Regions from separate parts of the Homo sapiens genome. Here region 2 is linked to region 1. Evidence: chromatin loops called from intact Hi-C (ENCODE). Cell type or tissue: HepG2. All regions are shown on one strand. Links, peaks and the distances in the headings refer to the core of each region. The heading gives the core; the rest is flanking DNA.

The links. Hi-C counts contacts between places; a loop is a spot of excess contacts. Peaks named below come from ENCODE experiments on the same cell type or tissue, not always from the same donor. Only the 100,000 strongest peaks of a DNase experiment are listed, where the experiment ranks them.
Region 2: a loop joins it to region 1, with 26 times the contacts of the local background. A loop is called at or near these places in 9 of 110 quality-filtered maps.

The regions. Positions count from the first base shown.
Region 1 is chr12:91,804,749-91,820,516 of GRCh38, forward strand. No RefSeq gene overlaps it. Among named protein-coding and RNA genes, the nearest start is that of LINC02404, 63 kb to the right of the region's middle. RefSeq lists an enhancer at 1-441. In HepG2, for the core only: a CTCF peak has its summit at 7,155 (motif pointing right); a DNase peak (open chromatin) is centred at 7,153.
Region 2 is chr12:92,399,468-92,415,235 of GRCh38, forward strand. No RefSeq gene overlaps it. Among named protein-coding and RNA genes, the nearest start is that of CLLU1, 14 kb to the right of the region's middle. RefSeq lists enhancers at 850-999, 4,533-4,782 and cis regulatory regions at 4,211-4,744, 5,375-5,824. In HepG2, for the core only: a CTCF peak has its summit at 8,821; no DNase peak of the experiment used is centred there.

The DNA.
Region 1 (15,768 bases), core at 2,886-10,885:
GTTGGATGACTCAGTCATTCCAGCCTGCTGACTTTGGAAAGTCCAAGCTGACAGGCACAGAGGCCATTCCCTACCACAATATAGTTTTTGTCAAGGCATGGCCAGACTGCTTCTTTAAGAAATCTGCTTCTCTTCAGAGGATGGATCCTCCCAGCCAGGGGCTCCAGTCACCCTTGCCACTGTTATTTGAGGGGACAGAGCTCCAATTTCTCCCTGGGGTGGAGTGCCTCAGGGGTGGTGCAGGTGACCACCTTGGCTGTTCTGGCTCCTCAGCTGGTCCAGCCTGGGGGCCTTGGAGAGCCCAGACCAATGAGGGGCTGAAGGGGTCCCCAGCACAACACAGCTGCTCTACCGAAAAGCAGCCAGGCTGCTTCTTTAGGTAGGACCCTGATCACATTCCTCCTGACTGAATAAGACCTCCCAAATGGAGTCTCCAACCACTTCTTAAAGGTGCATTCCAGCTGGCGATAGGTCAGTATCCCCTGGGACGGAACTTCCAGAAGAAAAGGCAGGCTGCCGTCCCTGCTGTTTTACAGCCTTCATTGGTGATACCTCCAGGTATGGAAAGAACTGAGGTGGCTAGGGTCTGGAGCAGACCCCCAGGAAACCACAGCAGCCCCATGGAAGAGCGGCCAGATTGTTAAAAGAAAACAAAACAAACAGAAAACAACAACAACACAGAAAAACCACAAAAACCTCATCCAAAGGCCAGCAACCTCAAAGATTGAAGGTAGATAAGCCCACAATGATGAGAAAGAATCAATGCAAAAACAGTGACAACTCAAACAGCCAGAGTTCCCCTTTTCCACCAAATGACTGCAACACCTCTCCAGCAAGGGCTGAGAATTGGGCTGAGGTTGAAATGGCTGAAATGACAGACATAGAATTCAGAAGGCGGGTAATAACAAACGTCGCTGAGCTAAAGGAGCATGTTATAACCTAACGCACAGAAGCTAAGAATCATGATAAAACAATACAGAAGGTGACAGCCAAAATAACCAGTTTAGAGAGAGACATAACCAACCTGTGTAAGAGCTGAAAAACACACTACAAGAACTTCCCAATGCATTCACAAGGATTAATAGCAAAATAGACCAACAAGAGGAACAAATATCAGAGGTGGAAGACTGGCTTTCTGAATTATGACAGGCAGACAAGAGTAGAGAAAGAAGAATGAAAAGGAATGAAGAAAACCTCCAAGAAATATGAGATTATATAAAGAGACCAAATCTGTGATTCGGGTACCTGAAAGTGGAGGGGGAAGAATGGAAACAAGTTGGAAAACATACTTCAGGATATCATCCAGAAGAACTTCCCCAACTTAGCAAGATAGACTAACATTCAAATTCAGGAAATGCAGAGAACCCCAGTAAGATACTCCACAAGAAGATCATCCCCAAGACACATAATCATCAGATTCTCCAAGGTCAAGATGAAAAAAAAATCTTAAGGGCAGTCAGAGAGAAAGGCCAAGTCAGCTACAAAGGGAAGCCCATCAGGCTAACAGCAGGCCTCTCAGAGGAAACCCTACAAGTCAGAAGAGACTGGGGGCCAATATTGAATTTTTTAAAGAAAATAATTTTCAACCCAGAATTTCATATCTGGCCAAACTAAGCTTCGTAAATGAAGGAGAAATAAGATTCTTTTCAGACAAGCAAATACTGAGGGAATTTATTACCACCAGACCTCCCTTGCAAAAGTTCCTGAAGGAAGCACTAAATATGGAAGGGAAAAACCATAACCAGCCACTACAAAAACACACTGAAATACACAGACCAGAGACACTATGAAGCAACCACATAAACAAGTCTGAAAATAACCCGCTAGCATGACGATGACAGAATTAAATCCACATATAACAGTACTATATTTAAATGTAAATGGGCTAAATGCCTCAATTAAAAGACACAGAATGGTAAGCTGGATAAAGAGTCAAGACCCATTGGTATGCTGTCTTGAAGAGACCCATCTCACATGCAAAGACACACGTAGACTAAAAATAAACAGATGGAGGGAAAATTACCAAGCAAATGGAAAACAGAAAAAAGCAGGAGTTGCAATTCTAGTTTCTGACAAAACAGACTTTGAACCCACAAAGATCAGAAAAGGCAAAGAAGGCCATTACAAAATGGTAAAGGGTTCAATTCAACAAGAAGAGCTAACTATCCTAAATATATATTCACCCAATATAGAAGCATCCAGATTCATAAAGCAAGTGCTTAGAGAACTTCAGAGAGACTTAGAGTCCCATACAATGATAGTAGGAGACTTTAACACCTCACTGACAATATTAGATCAAGGAGACAGAAAATTAATGAAGATATTCAGGATCTGAACTCTGCTCTGGATCAAGTGGACCTGATAGATATTGGCAAAACTCTACACCCTAAAACAACAGAATATACATTCTTCTCCTTGCCACATGGCAGTTACTCTAAAATTGATCACATAATCAGAAATAAAGTAAAACACTTCTCACAAATGCAAAAGAACTGAAATCATAACAGTCTCTCAGACCACAGTGCAACCAAACTAGAACTCAAGATTAAGAAATTCACTCAAAACCACACGAGTACATGGAAATTGAACAACCTGCTCCTGAATCACTCTTGAGTAAATAACGAAATTAAGGCAGAAATCAAGAAGTTATTTGAAACTAATGAGAACAAAGAGACAATGTAGCAGAATCTCCAGAATACAGCTAAAGCAGTGCTAAGAGAAAAATTTATAGCACTAAATGCCCACATCGAAAAGCTAGAATGATCTCAAGTTAACAACATAAGATTACAACTAAAAGAACTAGAGAACCAAGAGCAAACAAATCCCAAAGCTAGAAGACAAGAACTAACCCAAATCAGAGCTGAACCAAAGGAAATGTAGACATAAAAAAAAAAAAAAATTCAAAAGGTCAACAAATCCAGAAGCTGGCTTTTTGAAAAAAATTAATAAAATAGATACACCACTAGCTAGACAAATAAGTAAGAAAAGAGAGAAGATTCAAGTAAACACAATCAGAAATGATAACAAGGATATCACCACTGACCGCACAGAAATACATACAACTGTCAGAGAACACTAAAGATACCTCTATGCACATAAACCAGAAAATCTAGAAGAAATGGACACATACACTCTCCCAAGACTGAACTAGAGGAAGTTGAATCCCTGAATAGGCCAGTAATAACAAGTTCTGAAATTGAGGCAGTTAATAAATAGCCTACCAACCAAAAAAAAAAAAAAGCCCAGGACAGACAAGGCAGATTCACAACTGAATTCTACCAGAGGTACAAAGAAGAGTCGATGTCATTTCCTACTGAAATTATTCCAAAAAATTGAAAAGGAGGGAATCCTTCCTAACTCATTCTATGAGGCCAGCATCACCCTGATACCAAAACCTGGCAGACATACAACAGAAAAATAAAACTTCAGGCCAATATCCTTGATGAAGATCAATGCAAAAATCCTCAACAAAATACTGGCAAACTAAATCCAGCAGCACATCAAAAAGCTTATTCACCAGGATCAAGTAGGCTTCATCCCCAAGATGCAAATTTGGTTCAACATACACAAATCAGTAAATGTGATTCATCACGTAAACTGAACTAAAGACAAAAACCACATGATTATCTCCATAGATTCAGAAAAGACCTTCAATGAAATCCAACATCCCTTCATGTTAAAAACTCTCAGTAAACCAGGTATTGAAGGAATATACTTCAAAATAATAAGAACTGTATATGGCAAACCCACAGCCAACATCATATTGAATAGGCAAAAGCTGGAAGCATTTCCCTTGAAAACCAGCATAAGACAAGGAAGCCTTCTCTCACCACTGCTATTCAACATAGTATTGGAAGTTCTGGTCAGGGCAATCAGGGAGAAGAAAGAAATAAAGTGTATTCAAATAGGAAGAGAGGAAGTCAAACAATCTTTGTTTGCAGGTGACATGATCCTATATCTAGAGAACCCCATAATTTCAGCCCAAAAGCTTCTTAAGCTAATAAACAACTTCAGCAAAGTCTCAGGATACTAAATCAATGTGCAAAAATCACCAGCATTCCTACATACTAATAACAGGCAAGCCGAGAGCCACATCATGAATGAACTCCCATTCACAATTGCCACAAAAAGAATAAAATACCTAGGAATAGAGCTAACAAGGGAAGTGAAGGACCCCTTCAAGGTGAACTACAAACCACTGCTCAAAGAAATCAGAGATGACAAAAACAAATGACAAAACATTCCATGCTCATGGATAGGAAGAATTAATATCATGAAAATGGCCATAGTGCCCAAAGCAATTTATAGATTCAATGCTAATCCCATTAAACCACCATTGACATTCTTTACAGAATTAGAAAAAAAAAACTCTTTTAAAATTTATATGGAACCAAAAAAGAGCCTGTATAGCCAAAACAATCCTAAGCAAAAAGAACACAGCTGCAGGCATCACACTACTTGACTTCAAACTATGCTACAGGGTTACAGTAACCAAAACAGCATGGTACTGGTACAAAAACAGACACATAGACAAATGGAACAGAATAGAGAACTCAGAAATAAGACTGCACACCTACAAGCATCTTATCTTCAACAAACCTGACAAAAACAAGCAATGAGGAAAGGATTCCCTATTTAATACATGGTGCTGGGATAACTGGCTAACCATATGCAGAAAATTGAAACTGGACCCCCTCCTTATACCATGTACAAAAATCAACTTGGGATGTATTAAAGGCTTAAATGTAAAACCCAAAACTATAAAAACCCTAGAAGAAAACCTGTGCAATACCATTCAGGACACAGGCATGGGCAAAGATTTTATGATGAAGATGCCAAAAGCAATTGCAACAAAAGCAAAAATTGGAAAATGGAATCTAATCAAACTAAAGAGCTTCTGCACAGTAATAAAAAAAATCATCATCAGAGTAAACAGAAAACCTACAGAATGGGCAAAAATTTTTGCAATCTGTCCATCTGAGAAAGGTCTAATATCCAGTGTCTATAAGGAACACTTAAATTAACAAGCAGTAAACAAACAACCCCATTAAAAAGTGGGCAAAGGACATGAACAGACATTTCTCAAAAGAAAACATACATGCAGTCAACAAACATGAAAAAAGCTCAACATTACTAATTATTAAAGAAATGCAAATCAAAACCACAGTGAGATACCATCTCACACCAGTCAGATGACTATTATTTAAAAGTCAAAAACAACAGATGGTAGCGAGGTTGTGGAGAGAAAGGAACACTTTGACACTGTTGGTGGGAGTGTAAATTAGTTCAACCATTGTGGAAGACAATGTGACTATTCCTCAAGACATATGGGCAGAAATACCATTTGACCCAGCAATCCCATTACTGGTTATATACCCAAAGGAATATAAATCTATTATAAAGACACATGCACACAGATATTCATTGCAGCACTATTCACAATAGCAAAGACATGGAATCAACCTAAATGCCCATAAATGATAGACTGGATTTAAAAAAATGTGGTATGTATACACCATGGAACACTATGCAGCCATAAACAGGAACAAGATCATGTCGTTTTCAGGGACATAGTTGGAGCTGGATGCCATTATCCTTAACAAACTAAAGCAGGAACAAAAAATAAAATACTGCATGTTCTCACTTGTAAGTGGGAGCTGAATGATGAAAACACATGGACACATGGAGGGTAACACACTCTGGGGCCTGTCAGAGGGTAGTGGGTGGGAGGATGGAGAGCATCCAGAAGAATAGCAAATGGATGCTGGGCTTAATACCTTGGTGATGGGATAATCTATGCAGCAAACTACCATGGCACATGTTTACCTTGTAACAAACCTGCACATCCTGCACACGTACCCCTGAACTTAAAAGTTGAAAAAAAATCTTAAAAAAGTAGAAACTCTTTTGTGCCTTGCTGTTTCACTACCCTGGGACTAAAGAAAGTGAAACTGTAGGCTTCTGTGATCCGACTTGCCTCTAGGACAGTGGTTCTTGACCTGAGCACCATAACAGTCCAACTTGGAGATGTGCAGAAAGTAAAACCATACAGCTGAGTAGGGGAGAGCCCAAGCTAAGAAGGCAAACCCCAATTTTATCTCGTAATGGCTGTTTTCCTTTGAGCAAATTTCCTGGGCTTTGGGTGAAAAATGAAAATAATAACAATGCTTCTCTCATAGCACTATTGTAACAATTAAATGAGATCATAAACACAAAGCACCTAACTCAGCCAATATAACTCCCACTGTTAATTTGTACTCAAAATCAGTAAAGAACCCAGGTTGCAAATATGTGTGTGTGCACTCATATATAATTGATTTATTTTAGACACATTATCCCTATGGCAGCATGACTGTTACTTTTCTGCTATGGTCCAAATAACTACTTCATAATTCATTTATTTTGTCAACTTTAATTTTTTTCAAAGTGGACCACTTTTCTCTAAGCTTGTCATCTACAAATTATGGGTGCTTTTAAGACAGATTACACATGTTTTTTTCTATTCTTAGCTCCTCTTGTCATCTGCACTCCAATGTGTAGTAGAATAGATTGTCTATTGTAGGCTTTCTGTAAAATATTTTCAAATGAATAAATAGCTACAAATTTAAATTTTGAAAAAAATGTAATGAAAATTTTTTATCAAAAGATAAAATGTGTTCATTTGTCTCCAAATATTTTAAGTTGAGCATACCTTAACTGAAATATCTATGTCACATTTTCCTTCTTAGGGAGCAATTGATGAGAGAGTTTCTATTTCATAAAATTGTTTAACAGTCAGGAGGATGCTGAAGGACTGACAGCTCACTTATTATGATTTCCTATTTTTTAAAATAGGAAACTAAAATCCAAATTGACCTAGAGAGTTGGCTTACCAAAGACTCAAGTCATGTTCATCAGGTTTCTGTACCAGGCTGCATTTAATCAAAATCTCTTGCTAGCTACAGAGCTACAGCCAAGATCATGGTTAATCTAACAGCTTCTAATGGATTTAAGAGTATTTGTGTTTATTGAGAAAGAAGTACATTAGCATTCACTCCATCATACCCTCTCAAAATCTCTTCCCCTCCTTTCAAAAGTACACACACACACACACACACACTTTTTACACGCTCAGCTAAGAGCCGCTTGTAAAATCCATCTGGCCACCAGGGGGCCACCAAGAGAATGAAAAACCAGAACAAACTCCTGCCTAAGAGATCCCCCTTATTTTGTCAAGAAAACAATTGTGTGGATTACTAGAATATAAAAAATATTGTCTTCCAGAAACTGGAATCTTTGTTTAAATGACAGCACTATAGCTGCTTAATGTCATTCTGCCGGTAAAATATAGTGTAGCCCACGAATTTAGATTCAATACATTTTCATTCACTAACTGAATTCAAATCGTCATTTTCTTTCAACAGTAACTGGATATTCTACAATTTTAAGAAATTACTATTCATTTTTATTAGATAAATTGTACTGGGGATAGTTTTTTTAAAGTTCTTAGCTTTTAGAAATATATTTTAACTATTTATTTATTCATAGGTTTGTGGCCTAGGAGCAATAAGCTATACCATATAGTCTAGGTGTGTAGTAGATAGACCATGTAGGTTTGTGTAAGTACAATCTGTGTTGTTCACCCAATGATGAAATCACCTAACAACACATTTCTCGGAACATATCCTTGTCATTAACATATCACCTTATGACTGCATTATAAGAATTTGGGGACATTAAAAATTATATAGAAATGAATGTATGTACACATAGCTACACTTATTTCCCCCAAGGTAGAATATTGTCGTGTTGGACCACTGCTGAAATAAGTGCTTTACATGCAAACTACAGGCAGATTCCTTCTTTCCTCCAAGTGCATCTGTGCCTTAAGGACTTCGAGTAGTGACTGTCAAACAGTATCCTGCCTCAGGGGATATCTGGCAATGTTTGGCAACATATTTGGTTGCTACAACTTGGAAGGAGGGTGCTGTTGGCATCTAGTGGGTAGAGGCCAGGGGTACTGCTAAACAATGTGCAGCACAACCTCCAAACACAGAATTATCCTGCTCAAATTATCAGTAGTACCAAGGTTGAGGAAGCCTGTCTTAGAGTCACATTATCTTAGATCTGGAAGGAGCCTTAGTTCCATACAATACCTTCATACTTGAGATCAGAAGGCAAGAAAGGTTTCTTTTTTTTTTTTCTCAATAAGTATAGAGTCCAACATTTCTGATACTGAATTAGGCCTGAGTCCCTGAAAATCCTGTTAAAAATAGCTCAAGGTAAATGTGTTTTCGTCAGATTTATATTTTGTGGTATATAGTGCTCTCAACTGAGAAGATTCCAAACTCAAAGATACCAGTGTGGTTAATTTTGGCCTCTCCCTTGTACAAAGTAAGTGCTCAGGAAAGTTGTTGAATCAAATCCAGGTAGTACTCACTACAATAAGAAACTTGATTTTTTTCCTCCAACAATTTGGATCAAAATTCATTGTCCGAATTTGATATGTTGAAAGAGATTGTTTTGGGGGGAAGATTTATGAATGTTCATGGTCATCTTTAAACATGGGAAATCAATTTAAAGATCCATTTTCAGCACTTTTAAGTTGTCTTCTCCCAGTATCATTCAAATCACATGGAGTCTCCATAGAGTTATAGAGTGGGATGGAGATAGCAAGGCTAACCTACATTAGGTAATGTTAAAGAAATAAACATATCTAAACATACCAACATGATAACATAACAAGGACATATAATTTCAATATATTAGTGATTTATATAGGCACTTCAAATGGTCTTGAAATAGAAAATCAAGCCCAAAACATCCCCAGTAGATGTATGGATCTGAGCATAGAAGTTCTAACAACTATCCACATCACAAAAACAGAGGTGACCGGCCATTACATGCCCCTTGTTGGAGGAACACATCACTTCCTTTGTATTTCTCCCCATCTCCCCAAAAAGAACTGGAACATTATCAAGCTATGTAACTACCGATTTACAAGAAACCCAGACTACAGGACGTTCTGTGGATCAAATGACCTATGTTCTACAACTAACAAATTGCAAAAAAGTTTGCAAAGAAATGAAGATGAGGAAGGATGTTTAGATGAAAGAGACTTAAATGACACATTAATCAAAAGCAGAGCCAGGCATGTAGCTCAAGCTTGTAATCCCAGTGACTCAGAAGGCTGAGGTGGGAGGATCACTTGAGGCCATGAGTTGGAGACCAGCTTGGGCAACATAGCAAGAACCGCCCCCCACATACTCTAAAATAAATAAATGAAAGCAGGCAAAACTAATCTTTAATGTTTAAAGGTGCACATTTGGGTGATAAAACTGTAAAGAAATGAAAGAAAATGATTAAAGTACAAAATAATAATGTCTTTTATGAAGGAAAAAGAGTGCCTTGATTGAGATAGGATACCTGAAGGATCGCTTGGTTCACAATCAAAAGTCTCTCTCTTCATCAGAGAGATATAGATGTTTAATAATTCACTAAGCTCACACTTTTTTTGCAGTTTCCTGTATATTTTATAATAAATGATACTCTAAATTTTACAATAAATATTTTATTAAAATTATATTTTATTATAAATAACTGTTTTACAAAAGCAAATGACTTCTGGTCTAACATTTACTCACATATCCCAGGTGATCTCACAGACTTGAGGGAATCACATACAAAAGTTCTACACAGTGCCCGCAGTGCCACAGAGTGGGCATTGCCCACCAATATTGGCATGATATAAGCAGAGTTTGAGTTAAATGTTCTTAAACCATACTTTTAACACAAACTTTTTCCTCATATTTGCAGTCTCTTAGTACTTTAACTGACACCAGCTGGGAAAAAAAATGACTTTCTAATATAAAAGGTAGTAGGTGTTCCCATAATTGTAGTGCTTAATTACTATTTCTACAACAGTTTACTACTATTGAAAACTCATATCTCTAATCCATCATGTATAATGATAAGTACGCATGTTTAGCAAAATTACATTAGCATTTCATTAAATATACAGAGTAAAATGGGTGACATTTCAAAAGCCCTAATGACTTGTCGTTTGCTGAAATTGTTGAAGCCAGCAACCCTGATCGCTTTGCTCATTTGTAGCCCAGTCTCGACTATCCATGGGTAGATTATCCATAGGAGACATTACATCAAAATTCACATTAACAGTCATCCTTTTGGTCTACAGATGTGAGTCCAGAAGGACACTTTAGAAAACATTTGTTCCGGTGCCTAATTTCACAGATGAGGACAGCAAAACTTGGAGAGGTTAAATGACTTGCCCAACGTCAATCACCTGATAAATGGTAAAATGATGGAACTAGAACCCAGGTTTGTTTAATGCCAGGACAGCATTTTTTCCATCAGCACCATTTGATCATTTGAATAATATATATACTTTATTATTTTTCAAGTCTTATAGAATTTAACCTGTTTCTAGGAAGTTTACCACACGTGTTACTTGTGATCCAGAAATAACTACCACCACCACTACTATGTAGAGAAACCTTGTGTTTGTGCTTCAGTGTAAAAATACACAGTCTCTAGCACAGCTCTCTCCCATTTTAAAGCTTTGATTCTATGGAATTTATTTTGCAATTCTATAAGTTGTAGATAACTGATAGCAGTGCAAAAATAAGTCTTGTCTCTAGACATTTAAGTTCTCTACAGTGGCCGTTCAATTGTTTCCCCATCTCCACTATGGAAGAAATCAGTTTTGCCTCCATTTTTACATCCATGTTAATATTCCAAATCTATAAATGTGTCTATTCTTAGGATTCTCTTTCGAACAGGTTATAATATCTGTTTGGTTATTTTACTGATTAATATGTTAAATAAAGTTTTTAACGTGTTCATTTTCAGCTGTATGAATGTCATGGTTTCCCTGTTTATTGAAATTATCTTTTAACGACAACTACTACTTCTTGAAACCACATTGTTAAACTAAGAAAAACAACCAGCAACTACTACTCCTATTTACTTGTACTAGCTCATCTGACTTCCACAAAAATCCTATGAGGTAGGTAAATCCTATTATGATTTCCCTTTCACAAATAAGGTGTCTGAGGCCCAGGGAGGTTAACAAAATTGCACATGGTAACACAACTGTTGTCAGACCTAGACCTTGATGCCCAGTTTCATCTGACTCCAGAACTCACGCTGTTACTCATAACACTGTATTGACTGTCAACACAACACCATTTTAAACCAAGTTATTCTGTCTGCTGGAGAATAGGAGCAGAAGTACTATTTAGAAAAAAGACCACTCAAGTAAAACTGATATTTGGAAACATTTATTATATGACTGCATTCATACCTATTCTGAAATATGAATCTGAATCTGGACAGGAAGGAGGGATCATCACAAGGCCAAGAGAATGAAGTTGAATCTATTTAGCTCTCCCTGAGTTTATTATGTTTCAATTATGATATTAAAGATATTTTAAATTCTTATACTATTACAACCTAAATAATATGGTGCAATAATACAAGAAAAAATATTATCTTAATGTCAATAGAAAAATGTGTTAAAATGTTTGCTATCAAGGGTTATTTCCTAATTTCCTTCATTATTCTTAAAAAACATAGTTGAACCATATCACCAAGTTCAATAAAATATAACCAAATTGTACACAGATCACATCTTTATTTATCCAACAGACACTTTCAAAACGTTATTTGTAAACATTTTCATACAAAAAAAGAGATGTAAATTTCTGACATTATTATTTATTTGTCCTTATTATTATTATTATTATTATTATTTTGATACAGAGTCTCACTCTGTCACCCAGGCTGGAGTGCAGTGGCGCGATCTCTGCTCACTGCAAGCTCCGCCTCCCAGGTTCATGCCATTCTCCTGCCTCAGCCTCCTGAGTAACTGGGATTACAGGTGCCCACCACCACACATGGCTAATTTTTTGTATTTTTAGTAGAGACGGGGTTTCACCCTGTTAGCCAGGATTGTCTTGATCTCCTGACCTTGTGATCTGCCTGCCTCAGCCTCCCAAAGTGCTGGGATTACAGGTGTGAGCCACCACACCAGGCCTGTCCTTATTAATTTTTATGATTGCTTGTGAATGAAAGCCCATCTTTTGGCTTTCCATTTTTGCATTTCTGAATGTTACCAAATTTCTCTATCCTCTGGATTTTCATGGTATTCTTTTTCATTGTTCTCTTTTGGAACTAATTACATTCCATCTTTATTTATTATCAGGGTCATTTTACCCTAAATCTTTGCCTTTAGGGCCATTAGCATAGGACTGCAAAGTAATATGGTAGTAAGTCATAGCTCCAAGTTTATCAAAACTATAACTGTCCACTGATGAAAACATTCCCCCATTGAGAATTAAGACCTGTACTTTGGCAGAACCTAAGTTCAAGGTAATGGAAAATGTAAATCTACAAGTGGGTTGGTCAGTAAGAATTATACTGAGAGGCTAATGATAATTTTCATTCATTGGTTCCAAAACTCATGTGTTCTAGCCCTTGAGTAAATACTTATTAGCCACAGGTTCAATGTGCACTTCACATTCTGCAAGACATTGTCCCTGAGCACGATTGGAGCATTTTCTAGGTCTGTCTCTTCAACCTCATATTCATTATTTATCAAGTGTGATGCATGCTGTCTCCAAAACTTTTCTCACACTTGACTCCACTAATACTGCTTTGTTTCAAGTCCTTTTCATCTCCTGCTTGACTTTTGCAATTGTTTTCTAACTGATCCTTTTGCTTTTTCTCTTTCATCCATTTTCAGTGGTGTCAGTAAGCATGATCCAAATGAAATGGACCTCCTGCCCTATTTCTAAACCTGCATTTGGAACTGCTTCCTATCCCTATTTACTTTTTACTGTATTACTCATTACTCCACCTACAGCTTCAGCTGACTCTTCGAACTTGACCACTGGCACCACCTTTTGCTTACTTTGGCTGCATTTTTCGAACTGTATTTTAAATCCTCCCTCTGGCAACACTGCCTTAAGCTATCTTGGTCCAGTCTACACCAGGACTAGGACAATGAGGTCTGGACTGGACTACTGTGGACAGTTCTCTTGCCAAATATGCCCTGGCCTGCCAAGAAAGACTTGGACTTTTCACCACTGAAATGGCTGTTTGTTATGCCATGGATGCTTTATATATGCAGTCTCTGTCTAAATGTCCTCCCTTGCTCCCTACTGGCAGGATTACCATTCAAGAATCTGCTAATGTATTGCCTTCTCTAATACATCTCCCCTAGGCACAATAAAAGTATTCATGCATTCTTATAATACTTGACACATAGCAGTCATAGTACCATTACTCTCAATGGCAAAACTGCAATTACTTTTGCACCACCTAATAAGATTTGTAAATGTTTATTACATGCTGGTCTGTGTTAATCACAGGTATTTCACTGGCATATGTGAATCAGTCAGCTCCCAAACTCTGGACTTCTTAAGGGGGGAAATCTATTCTCTTTTCCTTCAATGTCTTTCCTTCATTGTAGCCCAATTCAAGGCCATATAATTAGTGTTCATAAACACTGAACTAAATTAAATCAAATTGTTTGAGATATACTCAGTTTACCATCTTTTCTTAGACATAGTTAACAAAACAGTAATTTTTCCATATTATGCCACTTAACACATTCAAATTTCAAACTTAATTCTTGCCTGAGTCATTCTTCCAGATGACTGGGTTCAGTCATGCATAGCAATTCAATTTACCCTGATTTTAACCTCTTGTTACAATAATGGCTTCCAGGTCAACAGAAAGGACTTTAAAAGCTATTCCAGTAAGGATTGGTGAAGGTGAAGGGAGAGGAGAACAGGCAATAGCCCAATCATGTTTGGTACATGGCATGTTTGCTGTACTTTCTGTCGTGTGTGTGAGGAGCTCTGTTTAACTGACTTGAGGACTGAAGTACTGAACAAGCAAAGAATTGCTCAACTCCCTAGGTAGGTGGGTCTCAGTCAGTATTGAACAGGCAACCCTGTCATTTCAGTGTGATCTGTACTTGTTGGGAAATTGCTGTATGGTGTATGTACAACGTCTTTGCTGCTCACCAAGGTTGAAAACATTTAGTAGTCCACCCATGGGAAACTGAGAGTCTGTCTAGCCTCCAGCCATTGAAGCTTGAAACAAATTAAGTTCCCATCTCTCTCCTGGCTATTTGGGTTTGAACAATCTCTAAAGTGGTCTAGTAAACAGGCAGACAAGACTCCACTTGAGATGTAACCCTGTGTATAACCTAAAGCTAAGGAAAGTTTATGGAATCAACAGGCTGGGGCATGTTAGCTCTATAGTGAAAAATCAAAGAATTGCAATTTAGAGGTAGGGGTAGGGCAAGCCTGTGCTGTTGAATAAAAATGAATGCAATGTGTTTTGTTTTTTCAACATGTCTCAATGTGAGAAGGAGGTCAGAAAAGCTATGGGAGTGTTCAGAAAGTGATCTGTGTCACTGAAGTGTGGCAATGGGCCTGTGTAAATTAAAGATCTAAGCCAATGTGGAAAACACATTTTCAGCAGTAAATAATGTCATTTAAGGAGACTGATTGCCAAAGCAGCCTCATTGCCTAATGGGGGCCTAGTCTTTCATTCAACAAATATTTACTGCCTGGCCCTGGAGCTGGCACTGCAGTGCATTGGTAAGCAATAACCCCTGCCTTGTAGTTTTAATATTTTTATATAAGAGACTAATAAAAAACAAATACAAAGACTTTTTTTAAACCCTGCAATTTGGAATAAGGTCCTGAAAAGGGTGAAGGGAGTGCTGGCGTGCTGTTCTTTCAGCCACTTGGGCAAAATACGCAAGGATATTTCTATTCTGACCTATATTTGTAGAAAGTCTCTCCCCAAAACAATGATCTAGGCACACACACACACACACACACACACACACACACACACCCCAAACCCTAATTCTTGTGATGCCTCAATTCAGATCTGTCCCAGCCATGAATTTTGATTGCTCTGCACTTTCCCATCAGTCAACATGAAAGACTAGAAGGCCTGAATTATATTCATAAAGGACGCAATTGCTTATGGAAATATGACTCTAAGCTTAGAGTTTAGAAGTTTAAATTGCCCAGATCAAGATCATATAAATTACATAAAATAAATGACAGACCCGTTTTTCCATTTCATTTAGTCTAGATACCTATGGATCCTGCTTGTTTAATATGTAGTAATTATAATGTCACCTTCACACAAAATGCAGTAACTCTGTTAACAGTCTAAAAGAAAAAAAAAAATCATATAGGGGAAGAATTGTAGAGCAGCTGCCAAGAAGCTAAAAACAACAAAATTATCATTAAAAGATAGACTTAACAGTACCACATGGCAGAATTAATCTCTCCTGACCTAATGACCCACGTATTATGTTACCGAAATGGCATTTTTCAGAGGAAACATTTCTGCCCATCCTCTCACCCAGAACAAAAGCCTAATAAAATTTAGATTTTGAAGAGTTGGGTGCCTAGCTCTGTGGTACACATTCTGTAATTGTTTATGCGTATTTATCAATCAGATTGTAAATATTTCAAACGCAGACATCCATTCAAAGTCTTATTTTTATGTATCACAAGTATATACAGTCAGGTTCATTGTGCCTTTAATTCCTTCAGCTCTCTTATTTAGTTATTCATTCATTTATTTCAACAAATAATAAACATCTGTGAACACTATACCCAGGCCAAGAGCTAGAATACTGGCAACTGGTTGCAGGTATCTGGGTTCCTTCCCATCCTGTTTTTGGGCGGAAGTTTCCAATACAAGCTATCCATCATTCTGCCTTTTGTA
Region 2 (15,768 bases), core at 4,982-12,981, 600 kb after region 1:
CTGGGAGTTTTTAAGTCTCAAACTTGTCCACACACAGCTTACAGCAGTTTGTTAATTACTGCTCAGTTTCCTGGCTTCTGCTCCTGGTAAACTGAAATTCTCTGTATCCATCCGTCTGACTCCCCTGTTCTCTGGGAGGCAGTTTGGCCTGTGATCTCAATTTTCCGAAGGTTCTAAGAAGAGTTTCCAGTTTTCAGTTTGTTCAGTTTTTTTTTTTCTTTTGTAGATAAGGGTGACAACTTCCAAGCTGTTCACTTGTCAGATCTGGAAACTAGAAGAGCGCTCAGTTTTTGTATACATTTCTTTTTCCCTGGCTTCTCCTGAGCCTGAAATCTTTCCAAATGGTAGTTGTGGTCCCAAGTCCAAGAAGTGATAAGAAAAACAATGGGAATTAAGATTTTAGATAGAACAAATGGAGTGAACTGCAAGGCAGGGCCCCAACTTTGTAACTGCGTCTCTCTTCTCAAGGTGTTCTGAATCCAAACAGGTCCATTGAGGGCAGCCCTGTCCTTCCAAAGCCCACTGCTGAATTTGGGTGATGCTAGTAACACAGAACAGTCTCTTATGCTCAGGTCAGGCACATTTACACACAGGCCAATTCTTTAGGGCTGACTCTTGGAAACGCAATTGAATTGTTCTGTGTTGTAGATATTTGGGTACAAAACACATTTGCTCCACATTCTCGAGTGTGACATTCGCAGATCAGTGAGTACCAGTGAAAAGGAAGAAGCATGACACACAGAAGTTTCAGAAAAAGGATGCTGGGTTTTAGGCAAAGCAGCAGAAAGGGAGCACTACGAAAGGCCCTGAGTTTACCAACAGCCACCTAGGCCTCTACACAAAGAGCCGGGAGAGAAGAGAAAAAGAGGACAGAGTGGCAGAAAGAAGACATTCTAGTCCTCTTCAGCCTTATTTTGGTATCTAAAGGATGAAAAATGAGAGGAGTGAACCTACTTCTTTAAGGAAGTTCTTCTCAAACTTTCATTGTGCCTCCAAATCACATGGGAAACCACGTAAAAATGCACATTCAAATTCAGTGGGTTGGGTGCAGGGCTCAAGATTCTGCATTTCTTTATTTCTTTCTTTCTTTTTAATAGAAATGAGGTCTTACTGTGTTGCCCAGGCTGGTCTGGAACTCCTGAGCTTAAGCAATCCTCCCACCTTGGCCTCCCAAAGTGCTGGGATTACAGGCTTGAGCCACTGCACTCAACCAGATTCTGCATTTCTAACAAGCACTCAGGTGATGTTGACAGCACTGGTGCTCAGACCACACTTTGAGGAGCAAGGGTCTAACAGACCTTCCAAAGGGGCATTTCTTAACTCTCGCTCTATGCTCACCTCTGAAATAACAGCAGCCACAGCCACTCACTTTGTTCCCTAAAAACAGCATGTGTATTCTTAGCCCAAGGTGATCTGCCTTCTGGGACAGCTGTTGGCCTCTTCTCCATGTCTGTAAGTCCTCGGCTTTCTTTTCTAAGCCCAATCCAAGTCTCTGTCCTTCATGAAAACTCCTCCACGACTTGGGGTCTTTGTAATCAGTGGCTCCTTTGGACTTCTGTACCTTTGTTGGGCTTAGCATTTTTACAAGCATCGGTTGCTACTGACCTTTTAAATTTGTCTCCTAACTAGATTTTAAGCCTCTTGAATACAGGACACACACACACAGAGTACGCCTTGTCACTGTTTCATTCCTCAGGCCAAAAACAGAGCCCTGCTCATTAGAAGATTGTGCAGTGTAGTGAAAACAGCCCAGGGAGATATGATTTCAATTCTCAGCTCCATCACGCAACAGCTACTGGACCCTACATGGAGTATTGCTCCTTCAGTCTTCATGGTAATGGTGGTGATGGTGGTGGCGGTGGTGATGGTGATGGTGGTGGTAGTGGTGGTGGTGTGCAGGTAGAATGTTTATACTTCACAGGGTTGTTGAGAGGAATGAAGAAAATAAAGTTAGCCAAGTGGCAAACCTAGCGCCTGGCACAGAGTCAGAATCAGCCCTCAGCACATTTAAGTCTTCTCTCCTCCAATTTCTTTTGCTTTTCTCCTTAATATGGGTTGTGAGGGTACATCCTCATCCTGACAGTCTCTCCTTGAAAAATATTATATCAAGTGTGACAATATTGGAAGATTTTCTTCCATCTCATTTAAAGGGCCCACAGATATTCAAAAGAAGAGTCCCTACATCATTAAAAAAAAAATACTCAGACTCATAGCTCAGAGTAGCAACACACATATCAATTTCTGATCTGATCAGGAAAAAGGGATATTTTAAGTCAGTGTAATCAAACCACATGAAACCAATTTTCCATGTGTTTCCCAGTGTTTGCCCTTTCCATCAAAGTTTTTTCATCTGTGTGGTAACTATCAATGTACCCAGTTGTCTCGGGTTGGGGTTTATGCCTGAGCAATGGACTGCCTTATGTTCAGTGGTAAGAAACACAAATGCATAGCCACTTTGGGAAAGTAACCTGCAAAAGCAAATTGCCCTTGCTTGGGCTGGGACTCACCAACAATGTATGGGAACAAAGATTGGTATTAGGAGACCCTTTTTGGGTAAGCTGTGCCAGACAGACAGGCTTACCAGATTGCAAAGGAGATACCAGATCAATCTCCTGGCAGAGCAGAGAAGGTGAAGTGCATGTGAGATGATGGAACAAGTCTAGGTTTGGCAATCCAGACATGCGGATTTAAATGCCAGCTCCTCTCTTGTTAGCTGTGTTACCTAAGGCAAATTTCTCAACCTCTTGAACTTAATCTATAAATATGGAAATAACATTGTCTACCTTATACTATTGTTTGAGAAATTAATGGAACTATATATCTAAGTCATGTAAAGTACCAAAGAATGTACATGATTGTAAGAGGAGCCCAGTGAATGTTAGCTCCCTTCTAGCATTTCAGGAAGAGATGGCACTTGGGTGTATTGCTGCGGTGGGAAATTAGAAGGGTCTTGCTGTCCTCTGTCTAGCAACACCTGAGATTGGGTGCCTGAGAGGGAGGGAGGACTAACAGATCCAGTTTTTGATTTCTTAAAAGGTGGTATCATTGTTATCCCTCTCCCTTCTATTCTCCTCCTTATTTTTCCACTACCTCTTTTTCTTCTCCTCACCTCTCCCCCTCCTTCTTCTTCATGTTCTTGTTTTTCTTCTTCTTCCTCCTTCTCTTCCTCTTCTTCTTTTTCCCCTTCCTCTTCTTCAAATTTGATTTAAAGGTAGAATTGATTCCTTTCAACTGAAATACGTGGCTTATTTACAGCTATTAATGATATAATAAACCCAGAAAATAATTAATGATTGCTTGCAAATTGAATTGGATTATACTAAACTGTTGGTTCCTCTGCAATACAGTAGCTTTACTTGGTCTTTATGAGCAAACTGTCATATGCTAGGCTTTCTTCACAGTTTGAAGATCTCTTTTGGTATAATTTAAATTCAGTTTATGAACTCTGGGCACCACCTCCTACAAAGCAAAGGAGAATGTATCCTTGGTTGTTTTTAACTTAAGGCAAGTTCATATGGGAATTACAGAGATGAAATATGACTACCAAAGTCCTCTCAGTGACAGGGGACATGAAAGCAGCAGTTAACCATACAGGAGAGGCTTGGCAGAAGTTAGGGGAGGAGTTTTCACATTTCCTTATATTAAATTTTGTGCCAGAACCAACCATTTAGGTGACCTAGAAGTGTGCAACTAAAAATTGATACTTGTTTTTTTGTCATAAAACAATATACCCCACTGCAACAAATTCAAACAATATACTCTATTATTATTTCTTTATTTATTTCTTCTGCTGACATAAATTGTTTGGGGGCAAGCTGAGAGAGTTTTCTTCAACAGAATTTTAGTCAAAACTACATTACACCTGCTACCAAGCAAAGCACTCTCAGGCTGCAGTTTCCCTAGCTGTCATGGATAGAAACAAGGTTATCACAGTGGAAACTATGCCCTTATTCAAGAGTAATTCACTTTATAGCAGCCAAGTCTCTAACTGCAGTCCAAGGATAAAGAAATCAAGAGCAGTGATCAGATGACATCCAAGGCTTGAAGCAGCTTAAAGATCTTCCAGCAAAGTCAGACTTTCTTGGGTGACTTCTCTCAAAGTCTTGGGGATTAGCTTCCAATGTGTTTCTATGAAAGGGAAATGTTGAGAAATAAAATAAAGTGGTGAAAGGTTAGGATTAAAGAGGATTTTGTTCAATGTTGAGCCCTGTGAAAATATCACATGTTCAGATGAATTTGAAAAAGTCCAGTAGACTCTTAGATAAAAAAGAAGTATGTGTAGATAGAGGTGGCTGGTCAAATGGAAGCATTAATACTGCTGAGATAGATGGTGACTGATTAAATGGAAGCAGCCACACATCCATTCATTTCTCTGAAAATTAGCAGCTGTTGGCTGATAGACACCTTTCCTTCACATGCTCTTGCTGAAGTGATAAGAAGTGAAAAGAGCTTGAGGCAGGACTATTTTGAGTTCCAGGCGATCTGTGTTGCTATGAGATCTGAGATTAGTGGTTAAGTTGGTGCCGGATGTCATCCAGCAGCTGATCATGAAACCTCTAAAAGTTAAGTTCATTTCTCAGAAATCATCTGAGCATGTGGGCTGTTCAAGAAGGTGATTGAATTGCTGTTTCTTGGGATTTCCCCACCCTCAGTCCAAGTGAACTAAAGGGATTAATGGCCTTGATCCTGTAAGCATTTTTTTTACGCACCATGTTAAAATGTAACATGTTCTGTCCTTTTGTTCGAGGAGCCACTAATTCAATTGTTGCCCAAAACTTTATGCTGATTACTTTGTAATTATACCAAAATACCATTTTAGCTTCTTATTAACCACTGAGTTAAAAGACATTTATAGAAGCATGAGATGTCAAAGTCAGGTGAATTAGTGAAAAGTAGGCACAAAAAGTTATGGGATTCATGTAGCCTGAAATTTACATCTGTGTAAACCTTTGGCAGTTTGGCAGCTAAGTCTGCAGCCTCTGAGGGTGGTAAATGGCAGGAACTATGCCCATGTGTGAATGGTAATTTGCATTCTATAGTTAGGAGTGCCTATTTAACTGCCCCTGGCACTATGTAATTTTCTGTGCCTCAGCTTACTCTTCAGTAACATGTGGTAGTTAGTAATATAGTACCTATGCCACAGCATGTTCCTCACATGTAGTATGTGCTCAATTAATATTAACTATTAGTATTGCTACTATCGTTGTTGCTATTACTACAGAAAAGGCCCATGCATCCATCTCAAATGACTCATACCAAAGACTGACTTTAGTAAAGAAGACCAGGAAGGTTAAGGATTAGCCTTCAGAGTCAGGCTTTCATAGTCACAAAGATAGTGATTGGGGGAGTAGTGATAATGGAGGAGCTATTAAGAAGGAACACCATTCTTGATCTGAAGAGACAGTACTTAGAACAAGTATTTCAAAAAAAGAATGCTACCGTTTCCTAGGTTGGTACACTGAGGCTTCTGGGGCTGGAATCTGCTTATTTATGAGATAGATTATGAGAATCATAGGTTTGTAAGGAGCCTTCAGGGTCACCTAGTTCAGCCACTGCTAGGTGAGTTTTCTTCAATAAGAATTTTAAACCTGCCTAAAGTGTTATCTGTGGTATCCACCCGCTTCTTCTGCCTTATCTTTGGTCTCCTTTCTTGTCCTTCTCAACCCCACACAATGTGTCAGCACACACAGTGAAACTCCCTGTCCAAAAGGAGAAAAGGCTAAAGGAATTCACATTGAAACAGTTGTGCTAGGCTTCATCCCAAGAATGTGTGCTGGTGTATGTGTGTGTGTGTGTTTTTAATAACTTTTCAAAAATAGAAAAAAATTTCCTAAATATCAGCTTAGTAATTTTCCCTGACACTAGTCATTTATAATGCCAGGGAAAAGACATTTACACTAACAAATGAGTCTTGATCACTCTCCTTGTGTTCTAGGAAACTGTATTAGCCACGGTTAAGTAGTAGGAGGGCTTTGAGAATGCAGTAACTTCCATTTAGATTGAAAATACAAGATCAAATAGAATATACTAAAAGTGTATAGGCATAAGTATAACAACCTTCTCTTGGGAATATAAAACCTTATAGCAATGCAAGAAATTTGGCTTAACAATTACATTTATATAAAATTTTAAAACTTTTTGTAGAAAGTAAGATTGATATATAGTAACTGGGTGAAGTGGTGAGTGAAAAAGCTAATGTGATCCTAGTGTGTCCGGAATGGGTGGGTTCTTGGTCTCACTGACTTCAAGAATGAAGCTGCGGACCCTCACGGTGAGTGTTACAGTTCTTAAAGGCAGCGTGTCCGGAGTTTGTTCCTTCTGGTGTTCCGATGTGTTCGGAGTATCTTCCTTCTGGTGGGTTCGTGGTCTCGCCAGCTCAGGAGTGAAGCTGGGGACCTTCGCGGTGAGTGTTACAGCTCTTAAGGCAGCGCGTCTGGAGTTGTTCGTTCCTCCCAGTGGGTTCGTGGTCTCGCTGGCTTCAAGAGTGAAGCTGCAGACCTTCGCGGTGAGTGTTACAGCTCATAAAGGCAGTGTGGACCCAAAGAGTGAGCAGCAGCAAGATTTATTGCAAAGAGCAAAAGAACAAAGCTTCCACAGTGTGGAAGGGGACCAGAGCGGGTTGCCACTGCTGGCTCCCGCAGCCTGCTTTTATTCTCTTATCTGCCCCCACCCACATCCTGCTGATTGGTAGAGCCAAGTGGTCTGTTTTGACAGGGCGCGATTGGTACCTTTACAATCCCTGAGTTAGTCACAAAGGTTCTCCACATCCCCACCAGATTAGCTAAATACAGAGTGTCCACGCAAAGGTTCTCCAAGGCCCCACCAGAGTAGCTAGATACAGAGTGTGGATTGGTGCATTCACAAACCCTGAGCTAGACACAGGGTACTGATTGGTGTGTTTACAAACCTTGAGCTAGATACAGAGTGCAGATTGGTGTATTTACAATCCCTGAGCTAGACATAAAGGTTCTCCACGTCCCCACCAGACTCAGGAGCCCAGCTGGCTTCACCCAGTGGATCCCGCACCGGGGCTGCAGGCGCCTTGCGCCCACACTCCTCAGCCCTTGGGTGGTTGATGGGACTGGGCGCCGTGGAGCAGGGGGCGGTGCTCATCGGGGAGGCTCGGGCCGCAGAGGAGCCCATGGAGGGGGTGGGAGGCTCAGGCATGGCGGTCTGCAAGTCCCGAGCCCTGCCCCGAGGGAAGGCAGCTAAGGCCTGGTGAGAAATCGAGCGCAGCGCCAGTGGGCTGGCACTGCTGGGGGACCCAATACACCCTCCGCAGCCACTGGCCCGGGTGCTAAGCCCCTCATTGCCCGGGGCCGGCAGGGCCGGCCGGCTGCTCCGAGTGCGGAGCCCGCCAATCCCACGCCCACCTGGAACTCCAGGTGGCCCGCAAGCGCTGCACGCAGCCCCGGTTCCAGCTCGCACCTCTCCCTCCACACCTCCCTGCAAGCTGAGGGAGCCGGCTGCGGCCTTGGCCAGCCCAGAAAGGGGGTCCCACAGTGCAGCGGTGGGTTGAAGGGCTCCTCAAGTGCCACCAAAGTGGGAGCCCAGGCAGAGGAGGCGCCGAGAGCGAGCGAGGGCTGTGAGGACTGCCAGCACGCTGTCACCTCTCATTAGGTTGCACAGACAGATGTGCAGCTGCTGAAAATAAGGATGTTATAATTTTCCTGCCCTCTTCCCTGGTCAGAGCATATCAGAATCTTGTAGGCCGGGTGTGGTGGCTCACGTCTGTAATCCCAGCACTTTGGGAGGCCGAGGTGGGCAGATCACGAGGTCAGGAGATGGAGACCTTCCTGGCTAATGTGGTGAAACCCCATCTCTACTAAAAATACAAAAAATTAGCCAGGTGTGGTGGCAGGCACCTGTAGTCCCAGCTACTTGGGAGACAGGCAGGAGAATGGTGTGAACCCGGAAGGTGGAGCTTGCAGTGAGCCGAGAATGTGCCACTGCACTCCAGCCTGGGCGACAGGGCGAGACTCTGTCTCAAAAAAAAAAAAAAAAAAAAAAAAAAAAGAATCTTGTAATCTGATAAGAACACCATATTCTTCAAAGGGCTATAGACACACTGAACCCCAGTCTGAGAATAGTGACCAGAATTGGAAAGGGACGCTAAATGAGTTCACTTGAGTAACAGCTGAAGATTCTGGAAGATACTTAGAATAGGGTCAGAGATACCTTTAAATATCCAAGGACAAGGACAAGGATGTACCTGTATGAATACAAAGGTTAAAACAAGCACCAATATATGGTACATTAAGCACTAATGTTTATTGAGAATGTATTACATGTCAGGCACAAGCCATGCAATACATGCATTAATTTATGAGGAAACAGACTCTGAGAAATAATTGTCCCAAGTTGATGGAGTTTGGATACAAACTCAAGCAGTCTGGCTCTAGAGCCTATGTCTTAAGTATTAGCTTATCTTGACAATGCAGCAAAATATAGTTCAACTCAACAAAAGAAAAACTCCCTAACTGCCCAGGATGTTTAAAGGTGAAATACATTATCTTACTCAAAAAAAGTAATGAGTTCCCTGTCACTAGAAGAATGTTAGGGGAGGTCATATAACCACTTGGAAGGCTAAAGCAGAGATAGCTAGTTTTCTCCACTATCTATGTTCTCCTCTTTTTCCTGGTTGTACACTTGGACTGCATGTGCCAGTCTCCTTGCTGTTAGGTGTGGGCTGGTGGCTGAGTTCTGGCTGATGAAATGTAAGTGACAGTGGTACCTGCCAAATCCAGGCTGCCCTTTAACTGCCCCTTCCACCCTACCAACCCTTTGTGTGAGCCTCACCCCCTTGCCCCATCTGCTGGCTGAAAGGGGAATACTTTGGTTATCTAGAAGAAGGAAGAGCCACAAGATGGAAGGAACTTGTATCCCTGAATGGCATAGCCTCTTCCTGCTAATCTGCAATGAAATAAGACATAAGTGAAAAATAAGCTTCATTGAGGTGAAGCCAATAAAATTTTGAAGTTTTTGTTAAAGCAGTCACCCTGTTATGATGAATACAGAGGGCAGAATTTAAGTACTTGATGAGAGATTAAACTCATTATTGTTTAATGTCTACTCATCTTGACATTCTTTGACTTTTGGATCAAGAAGCAAAGCAGATTTTGAGAATATCCTAATTAAAAAAAAACCTTATAACCCCCAATATATTCCTGGACACACATAAAAACCTGTTTGCTTTCACACTATAAAAATCAATGCACTGAAGGAACAGTTCCTCTTTCTCCTTAGAGACTATTCTTCAATAAGTTCTCCTCTAATTGAATAGGAAACCCAGCTACAGTTAAATTAGGAGGAATGTGCATGGCTTACTCTGAGTCTGGCCCTAAAGACCTTTAGACAATGGCACTTGTCTAGTGAACTTACAACTGAGCTGGCAGGTCACAGCCTTGCTTAGCTGCTTGAGAAGTATTTGTAAACATGGGAGGTGTCAATGCACCCCATCTCCCAGAGCATCATGGCAGCTCTGAGCTCTGCTACTTATCTACCCTTGTACTAGGTAGGGTTATTTGTCATAGGGAAGAAAATCTGATTCTAGTGAGCTAACATAATAATAATAACAAAAAAGTTGAGAGGTAACTCAAAGAAAGGTGAATTACCAGGCTTTCGAAAGGACAGGGACCAGAGCATGTGGATGTGATGTCTCCAAGATGCTACTGTTGGAATGGACCATCTTCAAAATGTCTTGGTCCCTGTATCAGGTAGCTAAATATTCCAATTCCTGGAAAAGAACGTCTGACTGGCCAGCTCTTGACTGAATTAGTATTCTGTTGCTGCTGTGACAAACTGTGACTAACTTAATGGCATAAAACCACCCAAATTTACTACTTCAAAGCTTCTGTGGGTTAAAAGGCTGAATGAACTCAACTGGGTCCTCTGTTAGGGGCTCATATGGCCAAAATCAAGTTGCCAGTAGGGCTGAGCTCTGTACTGGAGTCTCTGGAGAAGAATGTTCTTCCAGCATCATTCAGGTTGTTGGCCAAATCCAGTTTCTTGTGATTCTAGGACTGAAGTTCCCATTGCCTTGCTGGATGTCAGCCAAGGACCAGGTTTTGCTCCTAGAGACTGCCTACATCCTTCCTCATGCTTTACCTGTAATCCTCCCCAGCATTGGTGAACGAATCCCTCTTATACATTGGGTCTCTCTGACTTTTCCTTCTGCTGCATCACTGATTCCAGCAAGACAGTGTTCTCTACTTTTAAGGGCTCAAATCATTATGTTGCACCCACCAGGTTATCCAGAATAATCTTCCTATCTTTGTTTTGTTTTTGTTTTTAAACAGTCTCACTCTGTAACCCAGGCTGGAGTACAGTGGTGCAATCTCAACTTAGTGCAACCTCTGCCTCCCAGGTTCGAGCAATTCTCCTACCTCAGTCTCCCAAATAGCTGCAACTACAGGCATCTGCCACCAGGCCCAGCTAATTTATGTATTTTTAGTAGAGACGGGTTTTTACCATGTTGCCCAGGCCAGTCTCAAATGCCTGATCTCAAGTTGTCCACCTACCTCAGCTGTCCAAAGTGCTGGGATTACAGGTGTGAGCACTGCACCTGGCCTAGTCTCCCTGTCTTAAGGTTTGTAACTACATCTGCAAAGCCCTTTTTGCCATGCAATGTAACATATTCACAGGCTCCAGGTATCAGGGCATGGACATCATTTGGAGGCCGTGCTGCCTACCACACTCACCCTTTCACTGATAAGCCCACCAAGCTGGCCTTCCATAAGCAGAAGTCAATCCTCTAAGGGAAATCAAGGTGCCACTCCTAAAAGAGGAGTGAATGGGGTGCTGAGAAGATGACAGCAATAGCTCTCTTTTACTTTACTTTCCAGTTAGAACTGACATCCACAGCCAATCTCTGAAATAAGCAGATCCTTAACTTACAGGTATCTGAGCAGCTAGGCTCAAGACCAGACAATTAAGAAGTATGAAAAGATGAAAGACAATAAATGATGGGTTTGATCTTCCTATGTCACTCTGAGCAGTGAGTCGGGAAATTCCTTTCTTCAATAAATCATTAACCAACACCACATCAGCACCATCACGTAAGGCACTTTGTTATGGGCTACAAAGTTCCAAAAAACTCCATGCTCTGTATTTGAAGAGTTCATAATATAGGTCAGTGGTCTGCAAACTTTTGAGGACACAAAAATTACCTGGGAATTTGCTAAAAATGAAGATTCCTAGGCCCACTGCTATGGTTTGAGTGTGGCGCCCCCTTCAAAATTCATGTTGAAGCCTAATCATCAAGGTAATGATATTAGAAAGTGGGGCTTCTGGGATGTGATTAGGTCATGAGGACTCCTCCCTCATGCACAGATTAAGGCCCTATCTAATGGGGTTGCGAGAGTGAGTTTGCTGTTTTCAGCTCTTTTTCCATGTGAGAACACAGTGTTCCTCCTCTCTGGAGGACACAGCATCAAAGTGCCATCTTGGAAGCAGAGATCAGCCTCCCCCAGATAATGATACCTGCTGGGGCCTTGATCTTCGACTTCCCAGACTCCAGAACTGTGAGGAATAAATTTCTGTTCCTTAGAAATTACAGTCTCAAGTGGTCTGTTATAGCAGCACAAAACACACTAAGACATCCACTGCCAGAGACACTGTTTCAGATGATGTGGGTAAAGGCCCCACAAATCAACATCTAATATAATGTCAGCTACATAACAGGTGCTCAGTAAACAGTTTTGATGAATGAATGATTATAATTTTTTTAGAGATGGGGTCTTGCTCTGTTGCCCAAGGTGGAGTGCAGTGGTATGATCATAGCTCACTGCAGCCTTAAACTCCTGGGCTCATATTATTCTCCCACTTTAGCCTCTTGAGTAGCTGGGACTACAGGTGCATGTCAGCACACCCTGATTAAAAAAACAATGTTTTGTAGAGACAGGGTCTCACTTTGTTGCCTAGGCTGATCTCAACCTCCTGGCTCCAAAACTGTTGGGACTACAGGCATGAACCACCCATGCCTGGCATGAATTTAACTAATGCATCCATTGATTCTAATGCAGAAATCCATTGATTCTAATGCACCATGAAGCACCTGTGGAGGAAAGTTGACCATCTGGGCAAAAAATCAGGCAGTTAGTGGAGATCAATTGAATAGGGTGCTTTGGCTTTGTCATTCAAAACATTCAGGCAAAAAAAAATCAACACCCCTTATTTATGAAGTTGATTCCTGCTTCCTTTTAAAGAAACTGAATTTAGTCTAAAATAAAGTAAGAAAAAAATCTGGAAGCAGAGAGGAAATAAGAGACATATCCAGGAATTTTAAGCAGAATGAGGTCATAGGAAGTTGTTGTTTTCCTGCATCTTTTTATTTTTTTTTTTAAGCAGGAAAATTCCACCCATGAAACAGATCAGTTGATCTTGCACCTGTGCTCCTGTGTCTGGCACTTATCTGGGTCAAGTTGGGAGAGCAGCCTCCGGTCCTGGAAATAAACAACCAACCCTGTCACTGGGACATACAGCATGTACAGCCATTCTTATTGCCAGACGTCCTCACCCAGCATCCATCAGGGAGCAGGTTCCATGCCATTTAGGCAGCATACCAGATGGACAAAATCACACAGGGCCATCTGACCAAACTGCCTTTCCCTTCACACATCCATCTCCCAGGTCCAGATCCTTGAGGTACCTCCCTTGGTGTTCTTGTAAATGTATCCAATATGATTTGCTTTCAGAAGGGTTAAGAGAGCAGGCTTTGAATTCAGATGGCCTGGACTCTACTCTTATTGGAATGTTTCTAGGCATGTGCCTTAGGATAAATTACATAACCTGTCTGTGCCTCGGTTTACTCATCTGTAAATGGAAGATGCTAGCAACACCTACATCGTAGGGTTCCTGGGAGGATTACATGAGATAACGCATGTAGAGCACAGTGCCTGGTCCTCTTAAGTGCTATAGAATAGGTGAATGGTGGTGAGATATCATCTCCCAGCATTCTGGCCTTTTCTCTTGCACCATTCTAGGACAAGCCCTGACTTCAGAGTTGTACCGGGCAATTGCTATATAGCTAGAAATCCTGGTCTGGGGATGATTCTGTCCCACCACTGCCCACTGTGGGTACAGTGCTTTTAACCATGCACTCCCACAGGTGAGCACACGTAGGCTACGAGTGGCCCTCAGCCTGCCTCATCATGGACCTGTGTTATAATAAATATGTTTAATTGTGCTGTTTTCTTATAGAGGAAAGTCCTGATGTTAGTTGCCTTGAAGTCAGACACCCAGAGAGAATCACAGGTTTTCAGATTAATTCATCGCTTGATTCTTATCCCTGAAGTCATATCTCTGGATCTCTGGTTCTCACATTATAAATTTCAATGATTCTTTTTCTATATGGCCATGTCATTCATATCCTGTGTAATATGGGGAAACTGAGGTATGAATGACATCATTCAAAAAGCACCTGCAATTTTTCTTTGCCAAGCACTTACAGCTTTTTCTCATGTTGCTTTCAAAAAGTCATTGAAATATTGTTCACATATTTTGCAGATGAGGAAATGAATATTCAAATGCATTAGGTATCTTGTCCAAGTTCTTACAGCCAGAAAGTAGAGAAATGAATTTGAATTACAAATCTTCTACCTCTTGGCTTATGCTCTTTTCATGACACTGGGAATAAATGTCTGAACAAGCATGACTTCATGTTTCAACTATTTATCAAATACTTGTTTTCTACTAAGATCTTGCACTCACTCAGTGGGATCCCCTGAAGCCTGCTGATTATTTGTCCTTTGGCATTTATCACTCTCTGTGGGACCTTACTCTCCTATGGTAAAGTTTTATTGTTATTAAAAGTATTATTTGACAATAAATGTAGAAATCCTACAGATCATACTCAACAACATGTCTAATGTCAGCACACAATGTCTAACAATCATTTATGAATACTTTATGTCAAACATAAGCAATAACCTAATTAAGGAAGGTATTTTTAATAAATTGACACTTTTTGACATAACCATATTTCAAGTGGCTCCATTGTTTTGTTTATTTATTTATTTATTTATTTATTTATTTATTTTTGAGAAAGGGTCTCACTCTGTTGCCCAGACTGGAGTGCAGTGGCAACATCATAGCTCACTACAGCCTCGACCTCTCTGGGCTCAAGCAATCCTCCCATCTCAGCTTCCCAAGTAGCTGGGACTACAGGTGTGTACCATCATGCCAGGCTAATTTTTCGTATTTTGTAGAGACGGGGTTTTGCCTGGTCGTCCGGGTTGGTCTCAAACTCCTGGGTGTTCCGCCCACCTTGGCCTCCCAAAGTGCTGGGATTATAGGCATGAGCCTCAAGTGGCTACTTTTTAGGGTTGAAATTTATATTGACTGTCAACTAGCTTCCCTAGTTAGTATTTGGGATCTGCTAACTAATTTATATTACCATCCAACTTGTCAACATTTGTTGAAATATAACTGTCCTCACTTTTTTTGTGTGAACATTGAATACACTTTCAGACTAAATTTGGTTTATTACTTAATGTCTTATTCTTTATTAGAGTTAATAATATTTCTTAATACTTTGCCTTCCACAAATGAATAACTTGTTTGTGATGGCTACCTCTTTTTTTCTCTTAGCCTGTCACAGGTATTATGGATAAAAATTAGCACGGCTGGGCAAAAACAATGAAAGAAATACACTTGCCTGGGAAAGCTGGGGAGGGGTAAATGAATATAATTCAAAATACCATATATTTATTCAACACTGTTGGAATATATGTCCTGTTGGAAATGTAAAAGTGACATATGTTCTCTTCCTGGGTCTCAGACTTTTAGGATCTAGTTGAGGGAACTGGACTTATACACAAAATACAATTCAACAACATTATGAGCTAGAAAATCCATGAGCTAAAGTCTTTGGCAAAGACATTAGGTAACATGAGGAGTCAGGAAAAGGAGAAATTACTGTGGGCTGGAATGGTCTGGGAACATGAGATGGAGGAAGTGGCTTGTTACTGGAGAAAGGATGAGGTTCAAAGAGATGGGAAAAAAAGAAAGAGAGAAGAAAGAAAAGAAATGAGGAAAAACAAGTTGCCAGAAAGAACAAGGAAGAATAGAGGCAGGTAAGCAGTGGATTTTGCCCTAGGGAAGGTAATATAACTAGAGACGGCAGTTTCTAACAGGCCATGATGAATAAGATACACTTTAGCCCTCATTGGTACGTGCAGAAATTCAAATTTGGAAATTCAAGCTTACATGACAGTAAATATATGTTGGGAAAAAAATAACCGGTAAACATTTACATCAGCTCTTTTTCCTAAAGAGAAACCTATTCCATGCTATGAAATATTTGTCACAATTCTGTTTTCAAAATACTTGCTCTACTTTTCCAAGCCACAAGAGGAAACATTTTCTCTGCCAACACTCTCTGACCTTAACCAGTTTCTCCACTACGTCTACTCTTAAGCTCTCTTTAGAGCTGTGTGTATCTCGTCTTTATGTAAACCTCCTAGATGATATACTTATGGAAATATTCAGGCAACTTTTTCATGAACTTTACCAGGAAAGACATTTCTAGCAGGAGAGCATGAATAGAAATGGACTCTTCCCCAGTCTCTGCTGGGTTCTGACTGTGGTCACTCTAACTATAAAAAGTGTGTAAAAATCATGAGCAGATTATTTCATTTCCTTGGGGTCCCTAAAAATTTCAAGGTATCTGTATTAGCACAGGAAGATTTAAATTGATTTCTCAACACATTCAGATATCTTATGAACTTTATTAAGATAAATTTCCTCCAGCATTCAGAAACTCATATA